4 separate regions of the Homo sapiens genome follow, and all the other regions are linked to region 1. The links are chromatin loops, found by intact Hi-C in ENCODE. Cell type or tissue: PC-3. All regions are shown on one strand. Each heading gives the region's core, and the rest is flanking DNA. Links, peaks and the distances in the headings are about the cores only.

The links. Hi-C counts contacts between places; a loop is a spot of excess contacts. Peaks named below come from ENCODE experiments on the same cell type or tissue, not always from the same donor. Only the 100,000 strongest peaks of a DNase experiment are listed, where the experiment ranks them.
Region 2: it touches region 1 in a loop (9-fold over the local background); 5 of 110 quality-filtered maps call a loop at or near these places.
Region 3: it touches region 1 in a loop (4-fold over the local background); 6 of 110 quality-filtered maps call a loop at or near these places.
Region 4: a loop joins it to region 1, with 6 times the contacts of the local background. A loop is called at or near these places in 7 of 110 quality-filtered maps.

The regions. Positions count from the first base shown.
Region 1 is chr1:12,405,411-12,411,104 of GRCh38, forward strand. All of the region lies in intron 63 of VPS13D (vacuolar protein sorting 13 homolog D), which reads left to right. It also overlaps the pseudogene LOC124904680. Among named protein-coding and RNA genes, the nearest start is that of SNORA59A, 99 kb to the right of the region's middle. RefSeq lists a silencer at 146-440. In PC-3, for the core only: CTCF peaks have their summits at 2,216 (motif pointing right) and 2,417; a DNase peak (open chromatin) is centred at 2,181; H3K27ac peaks cover 1,736 bases.
Region 2 is chr1:12,547,165-12,551,943 of GRCh38, forward strand. No RefSeq gene overlaps it. Among named protein-coding and RNA genes, the nearest start is that of LINC02766, 24 kb to the left of the region's middle. RefSeq lists enhancers at 858-1,365, 2,635-2,929. In PC-3, for the core only: no CTCF peak of the experiment used is centred there; a DNase peak (open chromatin) is centred at 2,877; H3K4me3 peaks cover 730 bases; H3K27ac peaks cover 1,603 bases.
Region 3 is chr1:12,353,686-12,359,379 of GRCh38, forward strand. VPS13D (vacuolar protein sorting 13 homolog D) reads left to right here. Exons shown (of 70, transcript NM_015378.4): 47 at 289-536; 48 at 2,214-2,405; 49 at 2,713-2,839; 50 at 4,774-4,916. LOC124903845 (a long non-coding RNA gene) reads right to left here. Exons shown (of 2, transcript XR_007065468.1): 2 at 3,039-3,719. Among named protein-coding and RNA genes, the nearest start is that of VPS13D, 130 kb to the left of the region's middle. RefSeq lists an enhancer at 4,652-5,153. In PC-3, for the core only: no CTCF peak of the experiment used is centred there; DNase peaks (open chromatin) are centred at 2,476 and 2,786; H3K4me3 peaks cover 1,342 bases; H3K27ac peaks cover 2,447 bases.
Region 4 is chr1:12,499,297-12,504,990 of GRCh38, forward strand. All of the region lies in intron 68 of VPS13D (vacuolar protein sorting 13 homolog D), which reads left to right. Among named protein-coding and RNA genes, the nearest start is that of SNORA59A, 5.1 kb to the right of the region's middle. In PC-3, for the core only: no CTCF peak of the experiment used is centred there; a DNase peak (open chromatin) is centred at 2,505; H3K27ac peaks cover 968 bases.

The DNA.
Region 1 (5,694 bases), core at 641-4,640:
GACACACAGGTAATGAGACAGTAGTCTGGTCAACATCAGATCACATTTGGGTAAGGGTAGGGCAAGGGTGACAGCATTGGGGTGGCAAACTGGGGCCAAGCCACAGGGAGTGCTGGTGGGGACCTGGAGCAGGAATGGCTCTTGCAGCCATCTCTGGAAGAGTGCAGCGTGCCCTTCACTCACTGCCCTGTCTGCTTCATTCGCTTTAATTTCATGTTTCCCAGGAGATTAAAGATACTTATAGTTAGCATGGGAGTGAGGGGAAAACCATGGGAAAACCACTATCTTGTTAATATCCACAAGTATCCACTTGACTTGTGTGACCTTTGGAATGGGTTTGTTTGATAAAGTATATATTCACCCAGAGCACTTGGCACTTGCCCAGCAAACCAATGTGAAGCATTTCCTGAGGGTTGAGGACTTCTTGTTTTTAAAATCATCTTACTAAGAAACACAGACACCTCACTATTCCCTTCAAATTGCTCCCAGCAGAAAACTCCCCAGACTGAGAAAAGCAGTCTGATTTTCTGCAGTTGAAGTAGCTCCAGCCCCCCCCAGTTACATGATGGTTGTGTGTGCGCTCGGCATACAATCAACGAAATCATTTCAGTTGAATGTTTCATCTGGCACTGAATTGAAGGAACATTTTCAGGGCATTTTTCAAATCATTGTGAAACAATTACATGGAGCAGCCATGTGATGAGGTGTGTAGGGGGCACGCCGAGTGTAGTAAGTTAATGTTTCCAGCAGGGTGCGGGGAATTGGGACTAAAGAGTTAAATTCTCAGCTTGTGGGAGTCACATTTTACTGTGTCTTGAGTCTCCTAGTGGAGTCTGGGACTCATAAAATAATGTCATTTATTCAAAGAGTTTTCTAACAGAGTAATATGCCTTTATTAGTAGCTCTTAGAAGGGTACTATGCTCTTTTAGATGAATATATAATGGCTAAAAGTGTGTGCTTAGAAAATGGAGTCCTGTCCCTGAACAGGAGTCACGAGAGCCTGACTAAAAGGTAAACCACGTCTTTGGTATTGAAGGAATAATTATCTTGATTCTTCTGACTCCAGGCCAGAAGTGAGACTGTCAGAAATCTCAGAGGGAAGTCTCTTCAGGTTTACACTGAGGGTACATTGTTGCCAGATATAGTGTCTGTTCAAAAGGACTGAAAGCAGTTTCACATCTGCTATCTCAATTGGATTCCTTACTCTGCGGTGGAAGAATGGGGAGATAATAGTCCCATTTCACAAATGCAGAGACCAAAGCACAGCATTCCTGCCTGACTCCCCATTCTCTCCATTCTCTCAAGTTTGCGTGTTAGAAAGTGGCCGAGTGATACTGAAAATGCCAGGTAGTTTATACGTGTTTTTGGCTTTTTTTAAAGATCAAAAGAGGCCAGGAGCCTTTAAACGGTTTCATGAGGTGGCCTACAGCAGTCCTTTTTCCATTTAGAGCATTGGGGTATTACAAAAGAAGGGCTTTAATTGAGCAATCTAGTTTGGAAGAAAACCCACATTTTAATGGTCAGAGTGAGAGGGTGGGGGTTAGGGGGAGTTTCGAACAAAGACACTATTTAAAAAGCCTAAAACTGTCTTCTCAAAGGCTTGAAATAATTTGTTGGGAAACTTCAGACCCTTTACTTTTTTCCTCCCCTCCCTAAATAAAAACCAGATTTGTTAAAAGGAAAAAAGATCCAGTATTGTTAATTGTATTTCAGAAAGTGCCAGAGAGGGAAATATCCCTGTAGTTTTAAACATTGTCCCAAGAGGGAAATAGGCAAATACCCTGCTTCACATAAACAGTCTCTATGTACCATAAATAAACCTTTAAAGAATGAATTCCAGACAGTTTTGTTTAGTGCAGGATAAACTAAGAAAGGAAAGGACATGGCCGAGGGAATAGCTTGGGATCTGAGACCTTATGGTATATAGACAGGTATTTCTTCTTTCAACTCTATGAAGTTTCTGGAAGACTTCAGCAGTTTTCGCGTGGGGAGGTAGAAATAGACAGTTTCCTATTTTTATTAGGAGCTTATGAACACAAGATTGCCTTCTCCAAAATCCATTTTATAACAGGAAACTGTCTGCTGCTTGAGTAAATAAGCATCAACTTTGTATACTACTGTATTTGATTAGTCATTTAGTTACTACAAGAATAAGCCCTGTTTGGCTCGTTCCCTCATCTCGACTTTGACTGTCCAGATTAACCTGAAGGTGGCAGAATAATTCATACCACTGGGCTGTATCTCAGCTTTTTCAAATGTGGAGTCCCAAAAGCAGTAAATGACTAGGTAAGGATAACTTTTACTTAAGGGCCAGAATATTTCCTCGATTCAGACCAAGCACCTTAGTCATTCGGAAAGGTAATAGTGTCTATGATGAAGGTTTTGACATTTCAGTAGAGGTTTCAAAGTCTTTGCTACTTTGTGTGGTTCTTCTTTAATATTTGGTTGCAAGGACAAAGTTGGGGTATAAAAGCTTTTTACCTTAAGCCTTTGTTTTGATCTCATTTTCTCTTCTCTGAGAATAAAGTAACGCTCAAAGTAGTATTGGCAAAACAGAGTGCTGAACTGATTGTCAGTACCCTGTTTTCCCAGCGTGTTTATTTTATGACTCTAAGCAAAGCAGTTGAGCTTACTGAACGTTCACTCAGTTTCTCCGACAGTGAAATGAGGAAAATAAGGCCTGCTCACGTACTTTATCATCACTCACCATGAGGTGGGGTGAGGCATGGGTGAATGAATAGCAGAACATTTTTCAGGAGAAATAATACCCTCCATTCTGGCTTTCATGCTTTCTACCTAATAGGTAGTTGCTATTGTGAAAATGCACATATTCAAGTCTAAAATCAAGTAGCTAGCCATATGACTTTAGGCCATCCACTTAACATTTCTTGTTTTATTTATACCAAAGAGAGAGAGAGAGAGAGGGAGAGTTAGGCTGAATTAACTTGATGTTGGACTTTTTTGCGGGGTGGGGAAGACAGGGTCTCACTCTGTCAGGCTGAAGTGCAGTGGCATGATCACAGCTTACTGCAGCCTCAACCTCCTGGGCTCAGATGATCCTCTCACCTCAGCATCCCAGGTAGCTGGGATTATAGGTGCGTGCCACCATGCCTGGCTAATTTTTGTATTTTTTTGTAGAGACAGAGTTTTACCATGTTGCCCAGGCTGGTCTCAAACTCCTGGGCTCAAGTTATCTGCCCACCTCAGCCTCCCAAAGTGCTGGGATTACAGGCATGAGCCGCTGGGCCCAGCTCAACTTGAGGTTGCTATTAATCTCTAAAATATTCTGAAATTACTTAGCAGGAGGTTATCAGTGACTTCCCAAGGCACCAAGTCCAGTGACCTTTCTCTCTAGCCTTATCTTTGTAGCATCCTCTGCCATTTTGACATTGCTGACTTCCCTGTTCTTGACATCTGTCCTTTCTGGTTCTCCTCTTGCTCTGTTGCTTCTCTGCCTATTTCTGTTTTCGTTTATTCTACTTCTTCTTTTCCTGATCTGTATGTTAAAGGTCCAGATTTTTCTCTGTGAACTGTCTGGTTATGTCACTTGTCTATTTTTCTGTCAGGCCTTTTATCTCTTCTAATTTTAGAAGCTCTTTCTAAAAGTTATGTCTTTGATGAAAGTTGCAAGTATTTTTTCTTCAGCTTTTTGTCTTTTTACTTTGCTTTTGGCGTGTGTGTGTGTGTGTTTGTGTTTAATTATACAAGAGCTGTTTATTTTTATGTTGTCAAATTTATTAGTCTTTTGCTGTTTTGAATCTAATTTTTTTTTGAAAACTACATGTTCAGAGAAATTCTCTAGTAACAAACTGTAGAAATGATCCCTGAAAGCATAGTCTTGAATCTGAATTTTGAGTCACAAAAAAGTTTTCCCTTCTCTATGGTTTTAAAAAATTTCACCCTTTCTTCCATTATATGATTGAATTTCAATTAAATGTATTCTTGTTCCAAAATAATTTAAGGCAGTCTCAGAAGACACATGCAAAAAGATTATAAGTAAGAAAACAGAATAGAAATGTCATTAAGTTGCACATGAAATTTTAATATATAATAAAGAGACTTTAATTCAGTGGGGAGTATATAGACTTTTCAATAGTGCTATTAGACTAAATCACAATAGAAAAAATATAAAATTAGATTTATTCTTGACACTTTATGTAAGGATAAATTCCAAGTGAATCAGAGATTTACTGGTAATATTAGCATGAAAAAGTGTTTTTATATTCGGTAAGGAAGAGTATTTGGCATGCCTTGTAAACACCTTGAAATATCAATCATTTTAAATAAAGATATAATCAGAAAATAGACCCATATCCAGAGATTGTTAACCAGCTTATAGCAGACCCAGGCTAGTTGAGAACTTCAAGAAAAGACAGATCGTGGGGGCGGGGTTGGGGAGTGTCCATGTGAAGCCATTGGAAAGCTACCAAAACAGCCAGGACTGGAGAGTTCAAGATTTATGAGAGGAGAGAAACTCAGTAAGGTGAGCCCAACATTTATTTTGCTTTTATTCTTGAGACTTTTTCTGATTTGTAAGCAGTGTGGGGAGAAAGGTGAAGAAGCCAAGCAGAAAGCAGCTGCCAACAGGCAGAGAATGCAAGTAAAGCTTTTGGCAGTCTCATGGGGCTAGCAAAGCAAAACTTAGACTTCATTGCTACTAAGAGAGCTGGTAATTGAAGGGCTAATATCTTACAGAGAAGGGACAGGCAGAAAACAAACCCCAATAATCTGAGGTACTTTCTTTCTTGAGATATTTGATGATTTCTAAGTGACACAGTCTGAGAGAAATCAAGCAAAAAGTGGCAGCTAAGAGGCTGAAGAACTTAAACAGTCTTCTAAGCAGTTTTGTGGTACTAGGGAGATTAAAAGTGGAGGAATGGCATTGGTTTTCGTTGAGACTGCTAAAGGACTACACCAGGCCTCATAAGGACTAAAACACACCAGAACTTAGATAAAGACTGAAACACAGCCTTGAGAAAACCCAAACCCTGGTTGATTTAGGCATTATGCTTCTTACTCTAACTGCCTACCAGAAGCTAAAAACTCATCCAAAGTCTCTGTAAGTTTTCATACAAAATGTTGCATTCAGTCACAAATTACCAGGCCAAGATGAGATGAGACCAAGAGAAAAAACAAACACTAGAAACAGAACCATAGATAAACTGGATGTTGGTATTTTTAGACAGAGAATTTAAAATACTATGAAGGTATCTAAGAAGTTTACCAGAAAACTATAATTTTTTTAAAAAAATTATCAAATAATAAGGGAAAATTATAGACCAGCACTTTTTCATGAATATAGAAGAAAGAAATCTGAACAAAATATTAGTAAATCAAAAACAGAAATATGTAAGAAGGCTAATATAACCAAATTGGATTTTTTCCTGGAATGCACATTCAGTTTCACATTTGCAGATAAATTTGGTATTTTACCACATCAACACGATAAAATAGAATATGATTATTTAAAAATGCATAAAAGCTGTTTGACAAACTTTAACATCCATCTACAGTAAAAATTCAGCAAGCTAAAAATAGAAGATAACTGCTTTCATCTGTTTAGGTCTATCTGGTAAAAAGCTACAACAAACATCATACTAATTGGTGAGATAGTAAAAGCTTTTTCTTGAGATAAAGGAAAGATACCCATTATCACCACTTCTTTCACCGTTACACGGGAGTTCAGCCAGTAA
Region 2 (4,779 bases), core at 780-4,779, 140 kb after region 1:
CCAAACGCCTCCCCAGGGAGAGAAGAAAGTTACAGATGGCAGGGACAAAGCATTCGGGTTTTCATTTCCTCCACGGGGTGTTGGCCACATTGGAACGTCTGTGACTGCGAGAACGGGGGCCAAATGCTCCCACGTGCTTGCCAAGCTGCGAGTACAATTCCTCCTCCTCCACCCTCTCTCCAGGGGATGCTCGCTTCCCAAGCAGCTGCATTTTTTTTTTCTCCTCCTCAGTTCTGGAGAAGGTTGATACTGAGTTCCCATTTTACAGAAACCCAAACTGAGACTGCAGGGCCTGAAGCCAGGATGGGAATGACAGAGCCAGAAGGACTGGCTCCCAATGACGAGCCTCCCAGAGGGCTCGTCTGTCCTGGGTCCTCCATGTGGTGGACAGGATCAGAGGGTGCCCTCGTTAGGGAGATGGGGTCGCCTCAATTCAACAACAGGAGGACAATCTACCAAGAAGCCCAAGGGCGAATCTCAGCTCATGACCTTGGCGTGGCCCCTGCTATTTCCTGGCCCGTAACACTGCCCCGCGGCCCTGTGCTTCTGCTCTGCCCAGCTCTCGACCTCAGCTCACACCACTCTCCTTACACAGGTGTCCCTCCTGTCATTCGGACCTCAGCTCAAAGGCCACCTCCTCTGAGAGGCCTGTGCTGACAGCCCCCACCAAAGCTGCCCTCCAAGGATTCCATCCACCTGGCATTTGCCCTGTGGGTGGTCTGTGCCCACATCTGTCTGCCCACCTCCTGCCCCCTCTCTGTCACTCTCCCCTCTGTGGACGCAGGCACCAGCCCAGTGCTCAGCATGCCACAGCCACCCAGTGCCGTGGAGTGAAGGGACATCAGGCCACTCGCAGGGCCCCAGGGCATCCTCTTGTGCCCGCCTGGGTCACCCTTCACCCCGGCCGAGCTCCACGTGGATTTGGGCCCTGCATCTTCTTGGGGAACCATCTGAGGATCTGGGCTGGGCAGGCAGCAGCGGAGGAGATTGGCAGAGGAAGGCGGCAGGAGGCCGGGGCCTGTGACCAGACCGCCAGGTCTCGTCCTGCTCTCCTGCTGACCCTATTTCCTGGGGGGACCAGACACTTCCACTGTCTCCCCCTAAGCCCATAAGCCACCACTCTGTGGCTACCTAGAGGTTTCTGTCCATGATGTCTGGTCCAGGTGGGCTCCAGTGAGTGAGGGGCAAACCTTTGGGGCAGGAGCCTGGGGCATGGCCATTGCCCGGGAGTCCCTGAACCCACTTTTCCAGAGGGAGGGGCTCTTCCCTTCTTCCCTGAAGGTGGAGCTGTCCCGTAAGGGGTGGCTCAGGTTGGAAACAAGCAAAGAGAAGAAGGGTTGGGCGAGAGGGTCACGCCTGGGAGAAGCCCCAGAGCACCAGGGCCAACTTCAGATGGAATGACCCTGGCCCCCGACAAGGGTCCCCTGTCCCTGTCAAGGGCAGATGCTGGGGTTCGCCAGGGTTGTGTGACCGGCCAAGGTGAGGGCATTGGAGAGGGAGGGAGGGAGGGAGGGAGGGAGGGAGGAAGCTTGGCCACCCTGCCCAAGTGTGGACCTCAGGCTGGGCCAAGCCCTGAGCTTCCAGGTGAAGTCACGAGAGCTCCTTGCTGGGCCCTTGGCTGGGGAGTCTGTCCCGAGCCCTCCATCCTCAGCCTCACCTGGGCTGGCAGTGGGGGAAGAGGCAGGTGACAACCCCCCCGAGAGGTGACAGCCCTGGGGCGGGAGCCGCCGCCACCTGAGAGTGGGTGAGGAGCAGGTTAGCTGGGTGAAAAGTTCACAGTGAGGGGAGCTGTCTGTTCCCTCGCTTAATTTATCCACTATTTGGCTAACCTTGCTCTGAACCCAGGCCCTGAGACCCCTCTCCCTTCTCCCCCGCCTCCCCACTGGGCTTCCGAGCCCCGCCACCAGACCTCCCGCCCAAGCCCTGAGGCAGGGACGTGCTGGCCTTGAAGAGGCCTGGGGCCCGGGCGCCGGGAGAGGATGGCTACATGGCTGTGGACAGTTATTTATGACCGCAGTCTTCCCATCTTCAGTAACCAAAATAAAGTCCGGTTGCCGGCGAGGTGCAGGCCCCCGAACGCCAGACATCCGCCAGCCAGCCTCGGAAGGCGCCCCGCCCGCCCGCCTTCGCCAAACACACAACTGCTCGGGAGACAGTGACCTTTCCTGTGGGGGCCATCTGTCATCCTGGCTTTGGGCGGGAGCCAGACACATGGACCAGCCGGCCTCGGAAGGGAGGCTGGCCTCCTTCCCTGGCCCTGGGGTGGCCTCCGGGCCTTCGGTCTGCCTCTGATGGCTCAGGGTCTGATCTCTGAAGACCCTTCCTCACCTCGGTCTCCCTTTCCCTTTGACAGATGCGGCAAGGCTGTGGAGAGAGGGAGTTCAGAGGGATTCGGGTTGGGGGTGGAGGGCAGAGGACAGTCGCCATAGTGACAGTGCCACTGACCACGCGGGATCCCAGGTTGTGCAAAAGGCCTGGCACATGTGACTTCCATCATCCATGAAGCAGCTCGGTCTTCCAGCCTGGGAGACGCGGCTGGGGGTGGCGGGGAGTCACTTCCTTACTTCTCCAAGCTGGTGGTGACCGAACAACCCAGGTCACTCTGACCCCAAAGCCAGCTGCGCTCTCAGCCCCTGGACTCTCTTTCCCATTCTCACTTTTCATTCTTTCATTGAAATCCCTTTTTGGCAACTATAAAAGCCATTTGTGTTGGCAGCAGCCAGTGGAAACACAAAGATAGACAAAGAGTGAATCATCCCAGCCGCAGCCCCGCCCCCCATATCTCAGGTGACCTTTTCTCCACGGTCTCCGCACTCACAAATGCACACAAGCGTGTGGACACCTGGGCGTGTGTGTCAGCAGGGAATCGCTTGTTTTGACAATAATAGGATCCCCACCACACATTCCTCCGCAGCTGTTTACTAACCGTGCCGCGCGGGGCAGCCCCGGCTCCAACATATCTGAGTCATTCTTGTTCATAGCTGCACGAGATTCCTAATCTGGGATGAATCGCGGTTAATATCACTTGCTTACTTTTTTTTTGTTTTTTTGAGACAGGGTCTTGCCTTGTCATCCAGGCTGGAGTGCAGTGGTGCGATCATAGCTCACTGCAGCCTTGACCTCCCGGGCTCAAACGATCTTCCCACCTCAGCCTCCTGAGTAGCAGGGACTACAGATGCTCATCCCTACGCCCTGCTAATTTTTAATTTTTTTTTTTTTTTTGTAGAGACGTCCCACTATGTTGCCCAGGCTGGTCTTAAACTCCTTTTTCTAGAACCAGCCGCAGCCCCTCAGCTGCCATTTTTCTCCCTGTGGCTGGGGAGGGGTGGAGCAGGGCTAATTCCACTCCTGCAAGGAAGGGCAGAGCCAGAGACAGATGGGGTTGACCCTGGGGGTTCCCCGTCCCTGACCCAGGGCCGCCTGTGATGGACTGCCGGACAGAACTGGTCAGCTGCCGACACCACACTGCCAGGTGCCCACCAGGACGCCCACCGACTGCCAGTCAGGAGGGGCCAGCAGTCAGGAGGGGTCTTAAGCAATCCTCCCACCTTGGCCTCCCAAAGTGTTGGGATTACAGGCGTGAGCCACGGCTCCTGGCCACCTGCTTGCTTTTGTAATGGGGTAGGCCCCACACACAGAGCAGAGTTCTGAAGTGTACAGCTCAGTCAGTGTCACGTGTGTGTGGCCACCCCTCAGATCATGACACCCAACATTTCCTGCCCCCAGAGGTTTTCCCCCCAACCATAGCAGCCCTAAAGGTGGCCACTCGGGTTACCTCGATCTCACAGATGAGTTGCACTTGTCTTTGAACCTCATCATACAGAAGACAGTCTTTTGTATCTGGCTTCCTTTGCTCAATGTTTTGTTTGTGTCACCCGTGTTACTGCATGTGGCCGGGAGGTGTTCATTTTCATTGCTGTGTAGTGTTCCATTGTATGAGTACCTACCATAAGTCATCCATACTCCTAACTGATGCAAATTTGCATCATTTTCTTGTTTCTTTTTCAACACAAATGATGCTGCCATGAGCATTGGTCCTCATTCCCCTTTGTGTGCTAGCACTTTTATACATAAAGGAGAGATTCCTGGCTGGATTTCCTGGCTCACACCTGCAATCCCAGCACTTTGAGAGGCCGAGGCAGGTGGATCACCTGAGCTCAGGAGTTTGAGATCAGCCTGACCAATATGGTGAAACCCCGTCTCTACTAAAAATACAAAAAATTAGCTGGGCGTGGTGGCGGGTGCCTGTAATCCCAACTATTCGGGAGGCTGAGTGAGGAGAATTGCTTGAGCCCGGGAGGCAGAGGTTGCAGTGAGCTGAGATCAAGCCATTGCACTCTAGCCTGGGTGACAGAGCGAGACTCTGTCTCAAAAAAAAAAAAAAAAAAAAAAAAAAAAAAAGGAGAGACTCCATCTTCCCATGTGTTAATGAGAATGAAATTTTTTCTTTAATACTTGTCCAGAAAGATAATGTTTCTTCCACTCTGGAAAATCACCCAGCAAAACTTATGGACCCTCATTGGCTGGACCAGGTCAGAAAGAGCCTTTTAGGCCTTGCTGAAGAGTCACATAAGATTTATCCTGTGGGCAATGGGGAGCCATTGAAGGTTCTACACAGAAGATGGCATGGTCAGATCTGTGCTCTGGAAAGGACTCCCTGGCTCTGTGGTGGGGGACTCAGAGTCCATGGAGTGGGACACTGCAGACATTTAAGAGACTGTCCAAAAGTGCAGGTGAGACAGAGGGGAGGGGAGAGCCAGGGAAGAGGAAGGGGAAGAA
Region 3 (5,694 bases), core at 876-4,875, 51 kb before region 1:
GGAAAAGGACATGAGGGAACTTTCTGGGGTGAGGGAAATAGCCTATAATTTATTTTGGATGGTGTTTATAGAGGTGTGTATAATTGTCAGAGCTCATCAAACTGAACATTTAAAATCTATACATATTATTGTGCATTTATATCTTAATAAATGTATTTGGATTGAAAACTGCAAATAATTTTACTCATTGAACCATCTTAATGTTATTCTTTCTCATACTTAGCTAAGGAGAAAAAATTTAAGTTCTTCATTAAGTCTGATGATTTTTACACCATTTTATCTTCATAGGTTTTGTGTGGCTATAAAGAAAGAGAATTATCCAGATTATATGCCCTCAAACATATTTTCTGACAGTGCAAAACAGATTTTCAGACAGCCTGGGCATACCATATATCTCCTGCCAACTGTGGTAATCTGCAACTTGCTACCCTGTGAACTTGATTTTTATGTTAAAGGAATGCCAATTAATGGGACGCTGAAACCTGGCAAGGAGGCAGCTCTCCATACAGCTGATACATCCCAGAACATTGAGCTGGGTAAGAATGTAGTCAGATGATCATTTGTCATAATCCTATGAAAATATCAATGAGTATTTTGTGATTATTTATTTGGTAAGCATCTTGGAGAAATTGGGGCACATATAATATCTCAATAAGCCAGCTCAAAGGAATCAGTGCAGTTAAAAAAAAATAACCTTTAGCTAGAGGTGGCGGCAGTACATGCCTGTAGTCCCAGCTTCTCAGGAGGCTGAGGCGGGAAGATTACTTGAGTCTAGAAGTTCGAGGCTTCAGTGAGCTATGTTCACGCTACTGCCCACCAGCCTGAGCAACAAAGTAAGACCCTGTCTCTTAAAAAAAAAGAACTTATAGAAAAGGATGAGAAAAAACTTATCAAGCCGAAAGGTTTACAGAGGAGGCACTCAACAGAGCCTTTTTTCTTACATTGCTACATGATGTATGATTGTAGGAAGTCATTTCATCTTTTTAAACTATGCTTTTCCCAAGCAAAATCTTATGCCTCTTCTCTTTTTATTGAAAGTATAAACGTTTGCTAAGCACTCACTCTATTCCAGGCATACCTGGGCTTTTTCACACTTGTAATCTCATGTAATCCTTATAGAAATAGTTATTTGCCCCATTTTACTGGGGAAGAAATGGGGGTTTGGAATGCATCAAGTAATTTTCAGTTGTAAGGGTTGTTAAAAGGAAAAGTTCAGCCAAATTAAATTTAAATGAGTTTAACTGAGCAATGAACAATTTGCAAATTGGGCAGCCCCCAGAATCACAGCAGATTCAGAGAGACTCCAGGGATGCCTCGTGGTCAGAACAAATGTATAGGCCAAAAAGGAAGTGACGTACAGAAATCAGAGGTGAAGTACAGAATCAGCTGGATTGGTTACAGGTTGGTGTTTGCCTTATTTGAACACAGTTGGAATACTCAGCAGTGTATGAGTGGGTTGAAGTGTGGCCCCTGGGATTGGCCAAGACTCAGCTGTTGTTACAGGTGCATAATCCTAAATCAGGTCTTCAATCTTGTCTACCTATTAAGTTAGCTGGCAGTTCATCCACAAAGATTCATATAGAAGTACGGAGTCCTCAGGCCATATTTAGTTTGCTTTAACAGGGTGAATGAAGTCAAAGTAGAGAATCATTGTCATATTTGCAACACTTGAAACAAAGAGGAATGGTGATCATGGTTAACAATATTGTATGGTGTATTTCATAAGAGCTAGAAGAGAGGATTTTTAGTATTCTAATTAGAAACGATGAATGTTTGAGATGATGAAAATGCTAAATACCCTAATTTGATCATTTCACAATGTGTATATGTATTGAGACATCTCACTGTACCCCCAAAATATGTACAGTTATTATTATGTGTCGATTAAAAATTTAATTTTTTTTTGAGATGGAGTCTCACTCTGTCACCCAGGGTTAGAATATCAAAATATCTAATTTATATCTAATCATATGGGTTAGGATATCTAACCCATATGATTATGCAATTTAGGCTCTCTAGTGTGATTCCAGGCCTTCTGGTTTGCTTATATTGATCCCTACCCTAGCTAGAGAGAAAGAGCCATTCTAATGAAGATTTTTGCAGTTAGATACTTAGTTATTGGTTTTTCCAAAAGGAATCCAATTTACTTTTGCTGTGAGCTATTTTGACAAATAGTGAGAACTCTGAAAGTTAATAGTTTGTATCTTCTTTAGGGGTATCACTGGAGAATTTCCCCCTCTGTAAAGAATTGCTCATTCCACCTGGAACCCAAAACTATATGGTGAGAATGCGACTCTATGACGTCAACCGTCGGCAGCTGAACCTCACCATCCGGATTGTGTGTCGAGCAGAAGGATCCTTAAAGATCTTCATTTCTGCTCCATATTGGCTGATTAACAAAACAGGTACATACAGGGGCTGCTCAAGTAGGTCTTTGGCGTTAGTCATGGGAATTCAGATTTATTTGCTTAGCTAACTAAATGGAGCCAATGCAAATAGATTACTTCAACAGTCTGAGCTGCTGAAACATTCCTGCTTCCATCATAAATGCTTAATCATGCTCAAAACTGTCTTTTTAGGCAAGAAACTGAGCCCACTAAATAGATTCAGTTTTCACTCTTTTCCCGCTTGATGGTTTTATTCATTCACCATTTGCATCTCTTTCAGATAGACTGGGTGGTATTGATGTAAACTTTTCTCTCCTTCCTAAAGGGTTGCCACTGATCTTCAGACAGGACAATGCCAAGACAGATGCTGCAGGCCAGTTTGAGGAGCATGAGCTGGCCCGTAGCCTGAGTCCTCTCTTATTCTGCTATGCTGACAAAGAGCAGCCAAACCTGTGAGTACAGTTATTTATGGGAAGGGGAAATAAGCTCCCAGGGAAGGGAAGAAATTAGTAAAGGCTATAATATATCCGTGTAAGTAGAAATATACTGTAGATAACAATCCTGACTTGGCAGGGGAATAGAACCATGACCTAATGGGATTTTTGGGGATCTAATTTCTATGTTATTTGATACTGAAAATAAACCATTTGGTTGGTTTATAATGAAAGCTAGTTTTATTTTACATGCATTGAAGTAGTTTTCCTATTCATAACTCTGCCAACGAAGAGAAAGCCACGAGTTCTCCTTCTCTGCTCTGCAGTTTTTCTTCCCCTGTAAACTTGGAGCACAGGCACAGGAGCTGTCATCAGAATGGACATAGGCTGGTTCTTTGGTGAAGCCGTCAGCCTCATTAATCCAATCCAGGATTTGTATCACATTTGGAAATTCATCCCTTTTACCTTTGAAGTAAAATGTGCCATTTTATGGTCTCAGAGCACTCATTGCATGTTTAAAAGCAGGGACAAAAAACAACTGTGAGGATTAGATGACATGTGCTTTTAATGTATGGTAGGAGCATTAATTCACTTTTGTTCTTGGTTTTGACATTTTGCTTTTTACAAGAGTCTTTTAATAGAGCTCTAATCAAAGATAAATGGGTGTATCCAATAATGCTAAAATGCCATACCGTGTTATCGGTAGAATCGTGCTGACAGCTTAACAGAAAGTCTTCTGGGGTACCACACTTCAGTGGGTACTGATGTGTTTACAAGGGAAGGTTGGAGTGTAGATTACCGTTTGAGGCATGGAAAGAGGATTGATGAGAGTTCTGGATATTGTAGGGGATGCAGCCAGCCTCTTGGCATGTGCAGCCAGCCCAGTCTCATTCTTCTCCTGAAATGATTTGGACAGTTTTAGATTTAGGACTTGACATGTGTCACACAGTGTGTTTTATCTGTGAATTCCACAGTTCCCAAAGCATTTCACATAGACCATCTCATTGGATTCTTCCCACCATCCCAATGGTTTAGGCAGGGCAGGAAATATTGTTATATTTTAAGATGAGGAAACAGGCTCAGAGAGATTGCTACCTGCCCAAGTTTACATCGCTTGTTAGTGGTAGAGCTGGAACACACATTCAGGAATTATGTTGTCGAAATCCATGACAGGACACTGGCCCACTAAACAGTGCTTTGCTATTGTAATAGTATCAGGCCGGCTGGGTACGGTGGCTCATGCCTGTAATCCCAGCACTTTGGGAGACCGAGGCGTATCCCAAGGTCAGGGGTTTGAGACCAGCCTGGCCAACGTGGTGAAACCCCTTCTCTACTAAAAATGCAAAAATTAGCCGGGTGTGGTGGCGCTCGCCTGTAGTCCCAGCTACTTGGGAGGCTGAGGCAGGAGAATCACTTGAACCTGGGAGGCGGAGGTTGCAGTGATCCTAGACTGTACCATTGCACTCCAGCCTGGGCGACAGAGCAAGATTCCACCTCAAAAAAAAAAAAAAAAGTATCAGCCCTTAGAAGTAATGCATCATACCTGTATCTTCTGTACATATGCTTCTTGTGCTTTTTAAAATGAACCCTTGAAACAGCAGAGTCAGGAAAGGATTAGTTTGACTTGAATTCTTTATTTTTAGGGGAATATTAGAAATTGCACCACTTTCCTCATGTGTTATATTCATAGAATCCTAATGTTTTCTCCTAAAGCATTTAGTTGTAGATGTCAGTAAATTTCACACACTGTTGTACTGTGGCTGCCTCTAAGATACAGCTTTAACCACTGATGAATTTTGTCACTGTGCTAGGGAATCACATGAGAGTGAGGAAGAGAGTCAGTGGTAGAGATGGAACTTGGGTGATAACTGTATTAGTGTTTCCCAATTAGAACAGGCAGATAAGACTTTCTTGTGGATGAATATCTACATCTTTGCTTTTCTGCCCCACAGCTGCACGATGAGAATCGGAAGGGGGATTCATCCAGAAGGCATGCCGGGCTGGTGTCAGGGCTTCTCCCTGGATGGTGGTAGTGGTGTCCGAGCTTTGAAAGTCATCCAGCAAGGAAACCGCCCAGGGCTGATCTATAACATTGGTGGGTTACATTTGGGGCAGCGGGACAATCAGAACCATTGGCCGATGACCTCAGGCTTGGAGGAATGACCTGGCCATGCATTTTGGCCTGACTACAAGTACTGATTTTCTTATTTGGCATTGGGTCAGGTATCTGTTCTCTGAATGCTACAGTGATATCAACACAGATCTATTCTCCTGGGGATCTGAGGAGCCACCTAAACACTGCCCTTTTGAGGTCTGTGGCTCTGTTTAATTTCAGACTCACCTGTGTCAGGAAAGTATCAGTTTGGCTTGAATCCTTGTTTTTCGGGGGAATAATAGGAACACTTAGCATGCCTTTCATCCTCCAAGTATTCCCACGCATTCATTAAAATTTGCAAGCCCTAAGAGGGTAAGAAGCATTGTTCTCCTTGAAACTGAAGGAGAGAGGTTAAGTGACCTGCCTAGATGCAAAGGGGAAGTCTGGGTCAGAAGTAGGATCAGGATTGGGGGATACAAATAAAATGCACTTGGTGGTTGTAGTAATTAAAGCAATCTCCAGACTCACTTTGCTTATGGAGATGGGAAGGGTGGAAAGGGGAGGGGAGGATACTGTACCCATATGCCTCATAGCCACTTGAGAACGCTCAAAAGATTCTCTAAAGGGTTAAGATAATTTGATTGAAATATGAATCAGGGTGAAAATTGTAGCAGCGCATCCTTTCAGTATATAATTTCCCAGCCTCTCAAAGCAATGTTTAGTTTTGAACATTGGAACACCATCTATGACTGCATGGTCCTGTAGAACTTTCTGTGAT
Region 4 (5,694 bases), core at 668-4,667, 94 kb after region 1:
AGCCAGATAGCTGCAGTTCAGCATTTGTGTTCACATGCGTCCATTTTCCATTCATTTGGGGGTTTTTTAGTCACAGGCTAAATGAGATTATAAATTATTGCATGTTTTCTTTTCACTTTCCTCCCCAACTCACCTCTATTCAAGTCGAACTATCTCTGGTCACTGTGAAATTTGTTTGCAATAGAAGAAATTGCGTGGTACAGCCAACATAGGACTGCTCCCAGTGAGATACACACATTGAAAAACAGAGCCAGAGAGAGCTAAAAACTGGAATCGAAATGAAATCAGTAAAATAGCTTTCATGAAACTCATGAAATTCATATGAACTAGGAAGAGATATTGGCATGAATGAATTTTGACTTTAAAGATGAAAACCATGTGTCTCCACCCAAGTTGTGGGTTAAATCTTGCCAATGAATGCTGAAGGAGGCACGTGACCACGGCCTTCCCAAGTGTACAAGGAAGAAGCCATCAGGGAGTGTGTCGCATGTTCCTCTGAAGTGTCCTCAGTTGTCAGCCTGGGTCTTCGCGGTGGAGTGAACATTACACTCATCACTCTGCAAGAAAGGAGTTTTCAGGAAAAGCCCACGAGCGCCAAATTATACCTCTGACTTTTATCCTAGATTTGTAATTAAAAACATGTTTAAAGACCTAATTATTTGCGTATTTCCCTTCAGAGTTAACCCCTTTAAAGGATCTTTAATACCTTGCTCTACTGTTCTGACTAAATGTTTCCACATTTTTTTCCAGTTAGGCTCACTGTTTCACTTCTGGAAAATATTGTGTAATTATTTCCCGATGGAGTGAAAACCCCACGAAGTCCCCAGTGCCTTGGTGACTTCAACTTTATTCTCCCAGATCGAGTTGCATTTAATTTTGTCATTCTATTTAATTAATTAATATTAAAAAGATAGTTACCAACGTATGATTTCTGGTCTGGCCAGCTGAAAAGTCTTCACTTTCAAATTAATCATATATTCCTCTGATAAGTTGCACAATTGTCATTGCTTCCCATCTTTCTCAGTTTTGGTTTTGAAACAGGATCTGGATTAAGATGATGTTAAAGTAAAATTTGTCCTATATGGTGAAATTAATTTTTCTTTCTAACTCATGTCTCATTTGTAGCCAGAAACTCATTTTCTTTTTTTTAAGGTACCTATTTTATTTCTAATACTGCATCACCTATAACGGTGCACACCAGGCTGGTGAGCAGTAGGGTGGCTCCTGCCTTTTAAAAAATGCTCATGAGCAACCCACATGACCTACGAAGCTGCTCTAATGTACTGCTTTCTGGAATTAAGACAATTTAAATTGTACTTTTAAAATATAGTTTTAGAAAGTAACATTTATGGGATTTTTTAAATACAGAAAAGTATAAAAAATAAAAGTACCCTATGCATCCACCAGCCAGATAAGTTGTTCCTCTTTTCAATTTTTTGTAGAGATGAGGTCTCGCCATGTTGCCCAGGCTGGTCCGAACTCCTGGCCTCAAGTCATCCTCCCACCTCAGCCTCCCAAAGAGCTATGAGGCCAAAGTGGGAGGATCGCTTGAGGCCGGGAGTTCAAGACCAGCCTGAGCAACATGGCAAAACCCCATCCATACAAAAGTTAGCCGGGCATGGTGGCACACACCTCTATCCCCAGCTACTTGGGAAGCTGAGGTGGGAGGATGGTTTGAGCCTGGGAGGTCAAGGCTGCAGTGAGCTGAGATCACGCCACTGCACTCCAGCCTGGGTGACAGAGTGAGACCCTGTCTCAAAAAGATACTCATATGCATGGTTAGCAAATCCAAGAGTATAGAAGAAAATAAAATCAAGAGTAAAAGTCTCTTTTCTTATCTACTTTGTAAACATGCTGTTTACGATTTTTGTATCTTGTCTCCTTGAGAAATTTCACAGAGAGAGAGCAATCAGGAAAATTTTTGAGCGCACCATATAATATTGATTCTAATAGCATATCATTATAAATACAAACCTTATAGTAACATATGTAGTCTCAAGGACTATATATGTTTCATTCCTTCTGAGGAATGGAATAGAATTTATTAGCTTCCATTTCCTAAACCAGGAAATAATGTACTAGTAACTGTTGACACTTACAGAATTGGCCATTTGTTGATACACCTCTGAATTAAAACTTGGATTTGGCAGATGGCTCAGCTACTCTGATAAAGTTAAAGGTTTGCTAAATCTTTAAAAGCTAAATCAGGAGTTCTAAGAGAAGTTTTCAACTTTCCTACTGGTAACATGTGTCCAGCATCCAAAGTTGCCTGTGCACTGGCAAATTTCTTGCCTTACCCTAATGCCAGTGTCATTTTCTGAGACAGACTAACGCATACATTTATTGAATCCTACTATGTGCCAGGGTGAGTAAGAAATTTCCTCTGTCCTCAGTGCGTTCACAGTTTAGCAGGGGAAGCAGACACTGTATTACCAACAACCTATAACATATATTGCTGTTAAAATAGAAGTATGAGCAACGTATTATGGAACCACAGATGGGAAGTGATTAATTTATACTGGAAAGCCAGGGAAGGCTTCACAGAGAAGGCGCTGGATGAGTCGCCTGACCTTGCAGGAGGCGGAGGAATGTGCCAAGGAGAGAAGGCGCCTGGGCAGAGCACAGTGCTGGGCAGATACACGGGACAGAAGAGCTCACGGCAGGTCTGGGGAATTTGGGGTCAGCTTTTTGTAGCAGCAGCACGTGTGGAAAGAAGGAGCAGAGGCTGGAAGGGTGGGTTCCCAGGCCTGTTGCTGAAGGCTGACCTTAGTGGTCATGCCGAGGAGCTTGCCTCTCCTGTAGGTGGGAGTGAGATTGTGAGGAAGAGGATCCCACTCAAAATTCGTCATGAAAAATAAAACCTTGACAGCAGCAGGTAGAGAGACTGAAGGCAGGAAGCCAGTTAGGAGGCCCGTGGGATAGTCCAGGTAGAAGGTGGAGAGGCCTGAACACAGTGGCCGTAACGATGACTAGAAGAGGACAGATTGGAGAGGCATTTAGGAGGCAGCATCAGTGGAACCCTCAACTGCTAAATTGGAATCTGAGTGAGGAGGAGGGTTGAGAGTGGCTTCGGGCTCCTTGCCTGTCTGGTTGATGAGGCTGGGGGTGCTGAAGAGCAAGGGTTGGAGAAGGAGCATCTCCCCAGTGGACGAGCTGAGGTCCCCTGAAGAGGGCCTGGCACTCAGAGCGACACTGGGCCCAGACATGGAGTCAGGGCCATAGGTGGACCTGGGGTGGGTAACGCCTAGGGGTAGAGGAGCCTGTTCCAGGAGCTCTGAGTCAGGCTTCTGATTTTGAAATGACTCCAGAGGGAGTAGAATCAGGTATATAAATGAGTTAATATCGAAAAAAAAAAAAAAGAGCAGGAGGAAAATTAAGTAGAGTGGCTGAAACAGTTACTTGGCAGATTTCTCCCTGAGAGAAGCTGGTCATGAGTCTGTTTTCCATGTGGCCTTCTAGAGAGACATCTCTCTCCAATCTGCTGATGAGAGGATGTGTGGGGAAAGGAGGGGTCATCCCCCACAGGTTTGGGGTAACTGGGCACCTGTTCTCAACAGAAGAGCTACCATTAACTGCGGATCTCTTCTGTGTGGGGCACGTAGATTAGCTCACACCATCACAGTGGCCCTGCAGAGTAGACCCATGGGGTTCTACACATCAGGATGGGGAAGCTCTGGGCAAAGTGAGAGGCGGAGACGACTGGCATCAGGGTGGCTGGCTCCCCTGGCGAGGCTGCAGTGTGGCTTGGGAGGACGTTGTGACCTGCCCCAGAGGAGGCCTGAGGCTGCTGTTGATGCTACCATGGCTGCTGTTGTTGAGAATGCCCCGTGGTTCATGGTTTATGGATGACATTAGTGATGGTGCATTCTACTAAGGCGGCACTGGCTCCTGGCAGATTCACCCACTCTTAGCACCTGTCATCTTGGAAAAGGGTGTAAGCTGGTGCTGCAGCCTTCCCTTCTCTCAGAAGAAACTTTCTGACACTGAGCCCCAAGCCCAGAGTATCCTCTTTCTCTCCTTAAAGGGGAGTTAAAACTTTTTTCTTTCTTCTTCTTCTTTTTTTTTTTAATAGAGATGGGGTCTCACTATGTGGCCCAGGATGGTCTCAAACTCCTGGGCTCCAGCGATCCTCCCACCTCAGCTTCCCAAAGTGCTGGGATTATAGGTGGGAGCCACCATGCTCTGCCCTAAGAGTTGAAACTTTTAACCGAGGTTTAAGAATAGTATAAAAATCCTATTTTTTAAATAGAATCAATTATAGTATCTACAGCAACCTAAAATGTGTCAACTGAATACTGAGGTGACTTCTCTAGGTCTCAGATTGGAAGGATAAAGCTTATCTGATGCTGTGTGTTTCTGGCTGCATTTTTTTGCTCCCCTTTCCTCTCAGTTAATAGCAGATCAGAGAACAGAAGGAGTTTGCTCAGGGCCACCTGAGACCACGGTGGCCTTCTTCCCTTGAGGTTTTTCCAACAGTCACTCATTCGTGGACCAAAAGCAGGCCTTGCGGGAAGCTTGATTCTAAGGGCAGTGAAGACAGGAGAGCCTGGGGTTGAGACTACAAAGCAGTGTGAGCACTCAAGGAACCTCAAGTGAGGCAAAGGAAAGCCTGGGAGAACTAGGCCAGGGAAGGGGAATTACCTGTGGCTTTAGGGAAAGGGAACGGAAGAAGGTGCAGCTTGGCAGAGGGGAGGGCGGGGAGCGTGCCGCGTTTGCCAGGCTTCTCTTACCACCCTGAGTTTTGCTGCTTCTCTCACAGAGTGACAAGTTTGATATGAGGCTCCATTAGATAAGGGGTCTGGTCTGGAGCTGTTTAATTATTCTTTGATGTGTTTGGCAGATTTTGTAAAAAAAAGAAAAAGAAAAAATTAAAATTAATAATAATAACGATGATGATGCAACCCAAAGCCCTGGCCATTGTGGGATGCAGGAAAGCCTCAGGAGGATGATGGGGACAGAGCTGTGGCCACCTGGTCCCTGGGGTCACTGCCCAGTTCCAGCTGTGGCCTCACTCTCTCCCTTCTCCTTCTTCAGCCAGACCCTTGGCTCTGATCTGCTTTTGATTTGAAAGGACTTTAGAACATTTCATGCACAATTTCCAGAAATATGTTATTATCAGTAGCAGCTTCGGGGCATGCACAGGGTCCTGGACTTACAGGACAGAGATCCGTGTGGAGTGACAGCACTGCCTTCCTCCACTTACCTTTCTGTATGGCCATGAATTCCTTGACCTCCGTGCTCACTTTGTGAAGAAAACTGGCAGGGATTACCCTCTCCATCAGAGAGATGAAAGAGTCTGAGCTACCAAGAAAGCAACGGACTCGGCCAGAGTCAGCCAGCGGGCCGGGCTTTCCTGCCAGCTCGGCCTGTGTTTCCTTCGCTGTGCTCTCTACTTTTCCGGAGGGCGTCCCAGCTCAGAGTCACCCCTCCTCCAGAAGTGGTTCTGGCCTGATGGAGGACTTGAACCATCTGGGGCATCTTGGAAAAGAGTCTGTTTGAAAGCCTATAGAAGTGTTCCAGGATGGAAAGCACACTAGTCATGTCGGCCACTCTGGCCTGGGTGTGAGAGCATCTGCCCGGATGGGAAGCCCTTGGCTGACATGTAAATGTCAGCTATGTCAAGTGCCCAGGGTGGTGGCGCTGGGGGCTGGGGGCTGGGGGCTGGGCAATGAGGTGGAAGTGCCTGTGCTGTGC